Linked DNA regions of Mus musculus: region 2 is linked to region 1. Evidence: chromatin loops called from intact Hi-C (ENCODE). Cell type or tissue: left cerebral cortex. All regions are shown on one strand. Links, peaks and the distances in the headings refer to the core of each region. The heading gives the core; the rest is flanking DNA.

The links. Hi-C counts contacts between places; a loop is a spot of excess contacts. Peaks named below come from ENCODE experiments on the same cell type or tissue, not always from the same donor. Only the 100,000 strongest peaks of a DNase experiment are listed, where the experiment ranks them.
Region 2: it touches region 1 in a loop (2.4-fold over the local background); 2 of 42 quality-filtered maps call a loop at or near these places.

Annotation. Positions count from the first base shown.
Region 1 is chr8:34,969,897-34,974,564 of GRCm38, reverse strand. No RefSeq gene overlaps it. Among named protein-coding and RNA genes, the nearest start is that of Tnks, 6.5 kb to the right of the region's middle. In left cerebral cortex, for the core only: no CTCF peak of the experiment used is centred there; no DNase peak of the experiment used is centred there.
Region 2 is chr8:35,068,495-35,073,162 of GRCm38, reverse strand. No RefSeq gene overlaps it. Among named protein-coding and RNA genes, the nearest start is that of Gm34419, 25 kb to the left of the region's middle. In left cerebral cortex, for the core only: no CTCF peak of the experiment used is centred there; a DNase peak (open chromatin) is centred at 2,404.

The sequences.
Region 1 (4,668 bases), core at 833-3,332:
TGCAGAAAAGAGCTGGGCCTCACCTCCAACACTGGCTTGGTGCTGAGTTACAGAATGATAAGAGGCGAGGTTAAAACCTCAACCGTCAGAGCCAATAGAGTTGGCTCAAACTAGCTGTCTTCTTACTCAACTATGAAACTGGAGCCTTTGAGTTGTTGAGGGTTTTTTGTTGCTGTTGTTGTTGGTGGTTGGTTGTTTTGTTTTTATTTTCCTCTAGAATGCTTGACTCTAAACCCTAAGCCTATACTACAGTGATTTTTTTTTTCTCCGACCTGGGGCAGAATCTTTAGAAAGAAACACACCTACTTCAGGCTAAGGTATCCGCCTTTGTTCCTTATAGCCTGAGGGATTGATAAGAGGTTGTTTCATTTAAGAAGTCGGTATAAAGCCAAAAGCTATAATACCTCTTAACTCCCCTCTGTGCAGTTGAGATTTTACAAAGCAAAACAAAACAAACAAAAAAACTTTGGATTGTCTTGGATACTTTATGCTAGCAGTTGAACCACCAAAATAGATACCTGAAGATGAGATTTGGGGAGGAGTAGATACAAGAAATTGCACACACCTGTCACTTAACTCAGTTTTCATTCATTGACTTCTATCAAGAAGCAGGGCCGGTTAGTTTTTCTGTCAACTCGACAGAAGCTAGAATCATCTGGGGAGAGGGAACGTTAGCTGAAGGATCGCCTCCATCAGATTGACTCTAGTCTTGTCTGTGGGTTACATTCTTGATCAAAATTGGATGTGGAAGGGCCCATGAGGGCCCACCCCATTCTAGACAATGCCATTCCTGGGCAGGTGATCCTGGGTGGTAGAAAGCAGCAAGCAATCATCGGCTCTTGAATCTATGTCCCTGCCTGGAGTTCCTGCCCTGACTTCTCTTCATGATGGATTGAGAGCTGTAAATGAAATGAACTGTTGTGATTATAAAAAAAAGATAGAGAGGTACAAGAATATGTTCTATGGGCGTGTGGTGAGGTGTGGGGGAAGAGGTGCCCCAGCAGGCCCACGCCAAGACATCCCTTCCCCTCCTGAGGGGCCAGCCACATGTCGGTATGGTATAGAATAGAGTTTATTCAGGGCATGGGGAGGGGAGTTTAGAGGGTAGTAGAGGCAGAGAAAGGCAGAGAGAGGGGGAGAGTAAAGTAGAGGCTGGCCATGACCATGTGGAGAGAGGGGGAAAGGGAATGGGGGGGGGGAGTAAGAGGGCAAGAGGCAAGAGAGAAGCAGGAGTAAGAGAGAGAGGAGGGGGCAAGCAGCCCCTTTTATAGTGGACCAGGCACACCTGGCTGTTGCCCGGTAACTGTGGGGCGGAGCTTAGATAGAATGCTAACATAAACCCTCTCTTCTCTAAGCTGCTGTGGGTCAAGCTGTTTTATCATAGCAATAGAAAGCAATCTAGGGCAGAAACCAAGTAAGAATCATAAGAGAATAGTGGGGGGAGAGGCGCAACCAAAATGGCAAATGCCTCCCGTTGCTCACTTTCATTCATAAATTCTGGCTTCCGCTGGTCTTCACTGCAGCCTTCACCTGTGTTGAATAAAGGCAGTCAATCATTCCGGACTTTAGGACTGTCTCTTGTCTTTTAGACTCATGGCTGCTGTTCCTCTGTCATCTCCTGCACATCTGCCTCCTTATTCTCTGTCTAGTTAGATTTGTTAGGTTTGCAATGTGAACAAATAATCATCTTGGCTTGCTGGATGCCCCAATGCTCTGATAGGGAAGTGTGGGTTTTCTGGTTCCATCTTCCAGTCTATTGGTTTGCAGTTGTATCACTCTATTCTGATTGACTATCTCTGAAGTTGCATAAGGCATTATGCCATTACACATGCATTCTTTTCCAATACATTCCAGAATGTTTGGGAGTTTTTCTAAATATGCTTAAGACTTCTAGGGATAACAGATACCTATGTATATTTGGCATGAGGTAGTCTTTAATGGAGTATACATGCGTATTCTGATTACTTCTGAGAAAAATGTTTATATGGAAAGGAATACATTTGTGTAAAAACTTATCATTTCTTAAGTAGAACAAACAGGTTTTTAGCCATCTCTGTTACAACGTGGGGCGGCAGAGGCGGTGCACACAGTTCATTTAGCATAATGCTTCTCTTACCAGCTTGATTCCCAGAACTCATGTTCAAAAGGGGACAGGGGAGGCAGATGTGGTGACATGCGTTTGCATAACTTCAGAGTTAGGAAGAAAGAAATGGACAGATCCCTGGGACCCATTGGTTGGTCGGCTTGGTCTATTTGGCAAGTTTGGGGCCAAAAAGATCCTGTCTTTCAATCAAAGACTAGATGGATGGCACTTGGGGAATGACACTTGATGTTGTCCTCTGGTCTCCACTCATATGTCTACATACATGAATATATACCCCTCTAAAAGATATGGGGTAGCAAATGCATTAATCCTAAATAGTAACAGAGTCAGGGTTCTTACCCAAGCATTTGACATATGGAATCCATAGTCTTAACTTCTATAGCATCCAACTGACCCTGGTATGTAAGAGATCATCTTATAAAGCAACTGAGAGTTTGCTAAATCAGCTTTGAATTATTGTCACTTTCCTGTTTCAAAATAAATTTTCTGTTTTAAACAAACCCTCATCTGATACAATTCATTTAGTATGATGGCTGCCATGGTAACTGTTGTCCCCTTTGTTGTTGTTATGATTCATAGATTTCTGGTTGGAACTTTACCTAAGAGAATGTAGTAACACATTTATAGAGAAATCTGAGCCGTGGTACCATGGGCATTTCTGGCCTAAGAATCTTCTCTAAGGCTAAGGTGAGAAAACAATACTGCATATTTGGCATGATTATGGTATAGCTCTGCCTTGTATTGGTGGGGTTGGCAAGGGAGCATTATACAGAGCTCCAAAGAATTATTGAACTTGACAGATCTGAAATGCTATGACTGAACTCACAACTGGGTCCGATCAATTGGCAATGCATGGATATAATAATCAAACCAAGTTTGAGACTGAAACATGGAACCTATGCCAAATGGTATAACTTTCAAAGACAGTTTATGTAATTACTAGGGAGAAAACCCAAATATTAGAACACATTCCAGAAATGAAGTTTAGATTTTTTTTTCCTTGTGACAATAGTATGGCCCAGGTGAGTTCTGTATGCTTATACTTTTAAGTCAACTGGACATGATTTTTGTGAAAATATTTTTGAAAATGATGTTACTTTACTGTGATTCTCCTTTTATTTTATTTTATTTTATTTTATTTTATTTTATTTTTGGAGATTGGAAGGACTTATAAGAATCCTGAATTAATCAAACAAGGAAGCAAACTGGTATTTCTTTAAGAGTTCTGTTACATGCTAAATGGTAGCTATTTGTTACCAATCGTCTTCTTTGTCATAAAAGAAGTTGGGAGGAGAAAGTTGTTAATAATGGCCATGAAAGAAAATGAGATTTTTGTATCTTGTGATTCATGTAAAAGAGTTGTCTATGAGCCCTGGGGCCGAGAACAAAGCAGAACAGACAGGGCTGTTGTTAAGACATTCCTAAGAACAGCTTGATTGTACAAGCAGGGCTATCTTGTCTGGGTCAACACCACCTGGCTGGAACCTCTCCTCTGTCTACTGCCCCTTGACACCGGGTAAAGTCATACATCAATTGGTTGCTATGTGAACAAGATAAGCCCCCAGCCCACAGGAACAAAGTCCTGATGCCCTTTTGCTGACACATAATCTTTGTTAATGTTTAAATGAGCCAATAGTGTGTCGCTATGCTGAATTCCACATCCCTAAGCCCCTTACCCCACTAAAACCCCTAGCTTTCGAGCCTTGTGGCCGACATCCGTTATCTCCTGTGTGGGATGCATGTCGGTCCGGAGCTCCGTCATTAAACGTCCTCATGTAATTACATCAAGAGATGGTCCTTCGTGATTTTTTTTTTGGGGTGCACGCCGAATCGGAAATTGGGTGGGGGGTTTCCCCACTAGGTCTAACAGCCATACTTCCTGTTAACGTTTTATGTGTGATCCCCCAGAAGGGAGCAGCGCTAGCATTCAAGGAATAGTTACAAAATAGTTAGGCCTTCTAATCCTCACACCAAAGTTCCAGTAAAGCCAGACTCTTACGCTGAAACATCTCCCCCAAGGCTAGCTGACCAATCATTGTTAGAGATACAAACAAAGCCATGCTTGTTTGACTCTGGGTTTTGCTTTTTTTTTTTTTTGGTAGAGCATGCTGTATCATACCCTCAAAGAACCGTGTAAAACCACAGACCAGGTAGTGATTGTGCTCTCCCCCGGCCTTGAGTGGGTTGAATCAGACCTTGTTTTTGCCACAGCAGGCTAGCCCACCTAGGGCGGAGTCTTCTGACCTAGGTAAAGTCTATTGTCTGCCACATCTGCAGCTTCCTGCAAGAACCTACTACCTACTGAACAGCCTGTGCTTGTTGTCCTGATGAGATCTTGACAAGCCTCGAGATCCTGGCATAGATCCTTTGTTCCTTTTTAAGTTCAGATTCAAAAAGTAAACTTTGAGCCTTGATCAGAGAACTTCTTGGCTCGTTATTTCTCTCGCCATCCATGCCCAGCTTTCCTTTCAGGAACCCAGTAGCCCGTGGCCGCTGGCAGCTTCAAGTGATGACTGCCCTTTCGAGTCCAGAGCTCAACATTAGTCCTTCTGAGCCCATAAACC
Region 2 (4,668 bases), core at 1,368-3,867, 98 kb before region 1:
GCTGGGCTCAGTCTCCCACCTTTTTCCTTTGAGATTTATGAAAGCAAAGAAGAAAAGGAAGAACAATTAGGAACATCGGTTAAGCTATGTGCACCTGGTGAAGCCCTTTAAAGTGATATTCCATATGGCTGTAGCCCCATAATTCCTTGTGCCCTGGGCTCATCTGGCCCAGATTTCTCATTTCAATGACATTCATTCTTTAACTGAGCCATTGTGCTCAGGTCTCCTCTCAAATGGCGGTACCTCGTAGGGAATAAAGCATTCCCTTCTCTTTCTGTCTTTATTTTAAGAACAGCTAGTCCTTTTATTTGACCACAGAAAGGACTTCGTGTTCTCATCAATGCCTGTAATTGACTAAGAGCCACAGGCAGATGTATGCACAGATCTTAGAGCTGGAGGCCGGGAGTCTCCTCGTTAGGTGGTCACCTCTGCCTTAAGCTCCAGCCCTGCAGAAACCCAAACAGACTCAACAGCATCTACAGGTTCTCCCTATCAGACACATTTCTCCTTGAGACAGAATCCAGCGGGAAGTCCCTTATAGATCATTCACTGTAACCAACGGATCCGCGGAAATTTCAGTGGAGGAGGAGAAAAAAAATGTGTTTCAGAAGAAATGTAAAGCCAACCGTGAAAAAGAAATAGAAGTTCAAATCTCTCAGAACTATAAACAGAACTTTTCAGTATAATGAAAGCCTATGCTAAAATACTACTTCCTACAAAGACATTTTTATTGTTGTTGTTGTTTTAATAATCTATTTAATTTTATTTTATGTGCATTGGTATGAGGGTGTCAGATTCCCTGGAACTAGAGTTACAGACAGTTGTGAGCTGAGATGTGGGTGCTGAGAATCACGGGCTCTAGCCTTTTACTGACCAGTTAAAATTGGGAGAAGGTTCACACGGCATCTCTTTGAGTATGTGAGGATCTGCTGGGGCAGGGTGGGGGTGGGAGCCATGCCTTGAGAAAACAGTATTTATCATTAGAATACATGAAGCATCAGAACAACCCACTACATTATCCCACCCTGCTACTATGATTATTTTGATTTGTTCATTTGTTTATACAATCAAACGTTTATTATAGGTATCTGTTCTATAGCTCTATGCCTCAAATCCAGTACCTGCTACCCTTAAGTGATTATTGGGTAGCTGAATTTTGATTAGGTCACATCGCAATGTACCATAAAGTGTAAAACAGACTCAGAGTTTCAAAAAATAATTCTTTTTCACTTATTTCTTGTTACTTGTGAAAAATGTTCTCTCTTTCTTTTCTGTCAGATGTAGTGACTCTGACAAGGACCCATATTTCCTGAACCCCTCTTTTTCTCTTAGCACTGATTAGCCAGTTGTGTCAGATTGTGAAGTTGAGCCCCCATCAATGGGATGAGGTGCAATTAAAGGGATTTAAACAACAACAAAGTAATGGTCATTTGCTAGCCCAGTTTAGGTTTTAATACACTTTTTTCTAAAAAGAGATTGCCTTACCGAATTGCTTCCATTTTCTTCTCATGTTCCTTTATGCAATGGTGAGATTATGTCTTCCCCAGCACACGTGGCTGTTGGGATATGTTTAAAGCTATATATTTTTTATTTTGTAAGCATTTTTAAAAGATTTATTTATTTTATTATGTGTAAGTACACTGTAGCTGTTTTTCAGACCCTCCAGAAGAGGGTGTCAGGTCTCATTATGGATGGTTATGAGCCACCATGTGATTGCTGGGATTTGAACTCAGGACCTTCAGAAAAGCAGTCAGTACTCTTAACCTCTGAGCCATCTCGCCAGCCTGTAGGCATTTTTAAGATGCAGCTATGATGAACAACGTGGCAGATAAGGAAACCCAATAGGCCCTTCACCTGACAGAGATACAGACTCAACATTGTCCAAAGCTGTTCCTTCTATGAGAAACCCAGAAACCAGTTAAAAGACCAGTGGATCCTAGGTAGCCACAGGAAACCCAGCATCAAAAGTCTTACAGCCACCCAATCCAGTACTTTCCTTCAAAGCTGTGTGAAGAATCACAACCTTTGCCTTCTCTACGAGGGGTAACAGAGAGACTGAGACATACATTGCAGTGTGAAGACTTGGCTCCAGGGATAGGGCCGGGGCTAGGGATGGTTTGTGTCTGACCAGAAGAGGAAGCATCAAGCCATGGACAGCAAAGATGACGTTCCAGCTAGCATATACTCAGTTGATGTGCTCCCTCCCCCACCTATCAAGAATTAAGAGTAAACCTCCAACTCCCAGGTCCTCCCTCCGAGAGAGGGAATGGAGAGAGTGTACATCTGTACCTTCCTAAGGGGTTGAGTTCTGTCTTTTCTAACTGGCATCTTTAATAGAATCAGCATGCTTTAGAAGGCTGGAGTCTGCTGAACAGCGTTGGAACGCTTGGATCAGATCCAGGGAACCTACAGTGCTGTAGCCAAACTGGGAACAAGAGATTAAGCTTCTCACAAAATAGAAACCAGAAAACCCCTCTATCTGGGAATTTACGTGCACAGAGCCAGAGAAAACAAATCTAGCCACAGGGGTTGAGAAACCCTAGAGTCTCCAATGTCTTAGTTGGGGTTTTATTGCTGTGAAGAGACACCATGACCATGGCAACTCTCATAAAGAAAAACATTTAGTAGGAGGTGGCTTACAGTTCAGAGGTTTAATCCATTATCGTCATGGTGGGAAGCATGGCCGCATGCAGGCAGATGTGGTGCTGGAGGAGGAGCTGAGAGTTCTACATCCACATGCACAGGCAGCAGGGAGAGCAACACTGGCTGGGCCTGACCTGAGTGACACACTTCCTCCAACAAGGCCACACCTCCCAACGGTGACACTCCCTTTGGGGAAACAGGGGCCATTTTCATTCAAACCACCACATCCAGCTGGTAAAGATCTTTCTCTGAAGTCAGTTCAAGCAGACAGGGGCATTGTAAGGCACAGGAAGAAACAGGGAGACTTGGTCTATTAGCCAGTGCCCGATAGTAAAGAAACAGAACAAGAAATCATCTGAAAACATGCCAGGGAATTCAGAATAACCCTGACAAAGGCTCACACTTCGGTTTCCTTGTCTGCCATGCTGTTTGTACAGAAAGATGCTACAAATACAAAATAAGGACCAGAACAATAGAGAACATATGGAAAAGCATCATAAAGGCTCCAGAGCTGAGGAGTGTGACACGGTGAAAAGCTGCACCTGAGAAGCAAATTGTGTGAGGCAAAGGAAAGAGGAGGCAACTCGAGGACTGACCTGTCAATCAAAAGAGCAAAAGCCAAAGAGAATGGGAAAGAACGGAGGAGCATGCAGGATCTCGTCAAGAGGACCAACCGACACACACGACAAAGAGAAAGAAGCAGACATTGTCTCTAGAAGGACGAAGAGGCAAGCAGAGGAGCTAACACGTAATCACTGCGCTGCTGCAGTGGGTAGATCTCGAGTTTGAGGGCAGCCTTACTTACCTAGATTACATGGTGGGACCCTGTCTCACAGTGGGTCAATCACTAATGAAAATCCCCAAACTGGACAGAAGAAAATACATTTAGATTCCAAAAGCCCAAAGGACTCTAATTATGATACTTAATGAAGTTCACAGAAAACACACACACACACTCTAATCAAACTGCTACAAAGAAAAGACAGAATTTTCAAAGCAGCATTATGAGACTGATGCGTTGCCTACTGCACTGAGGGGCTACTAGTGGTGGGGAGGGAGGGAGGGAGGAAGGGAGGGAGGGAGGGAGGGATGAGATAATGGGAGAAATGACTGAAATTGGGGAGCATTTTCTGAGTGAGGTGGAGACCTATTTGTGATGGTTTGTATATGCTTGGCCCAGGAAGTGGCACTATTAGGAGGTGTGGCCTTGTCGGAATAGGTGTGTCATTGTGGGTGTGGGCTTTAAGACCCTCACCCTAGCTGCCTAGAAGCCAGTCTTCTGCTAGCAGCCTTCAGATGATGATGTAGAACCCTCAGCTCCTCCAGACCCATGTCTGCCTGGATGCTGCCATGTTCCCGCCTTGATGATAACGGACTGAACCTCTGAACCTGTAAGCCATCCCCAATTCAATACTGTTCTTAAAAGAGTTGCCTTGGTCATGGTGTCTGTTCATAGCAATAAAACCCTAACTAAGACACTACTGCAGTGGAATCTACAAGAGTAAACCTAGCAAAGACTCCAAGTGATGGGGGACATGGAGCCTAAACCAGCCATCTTCTGTAACCAGGCAAGGCCTCAAGGGATGGGATTGAGATGCCAATCCAGCCACAAAACCTTCAACCTCCAGTTTGTCCTGCCTGCAGAGTGTTCTGGGACCAGAACCTAGCAGAATCGTCATCAAAGAGACAGGAGAGACGTCCTCCAGTAATGAGTAGGAGCAGATACAAAGTCCCACAGCCAAACAGCTCCAGCCGGAGCTCAGGGGGTTCTATGAAGGAGGGGGAGGAAGGATTGGAGGTCAGGGACACACCATGAGAACTCAGCCCACAGAATCAACTGACCAGGACACAAGGGGACTGGCAGGGATCAGGGGGCCTATAGGAATCATAACATACATGACCTCTGCTTGGATGTTATAGCTGAGTAGTTTGGTGTGCTTGTGGAAATCCTAACAGTGGGGACGGAGTTGTCCTTACCCTTTTGCATACTTGTGGGACCGTTCTCCCCCTCCTGAGTTGCCTTTC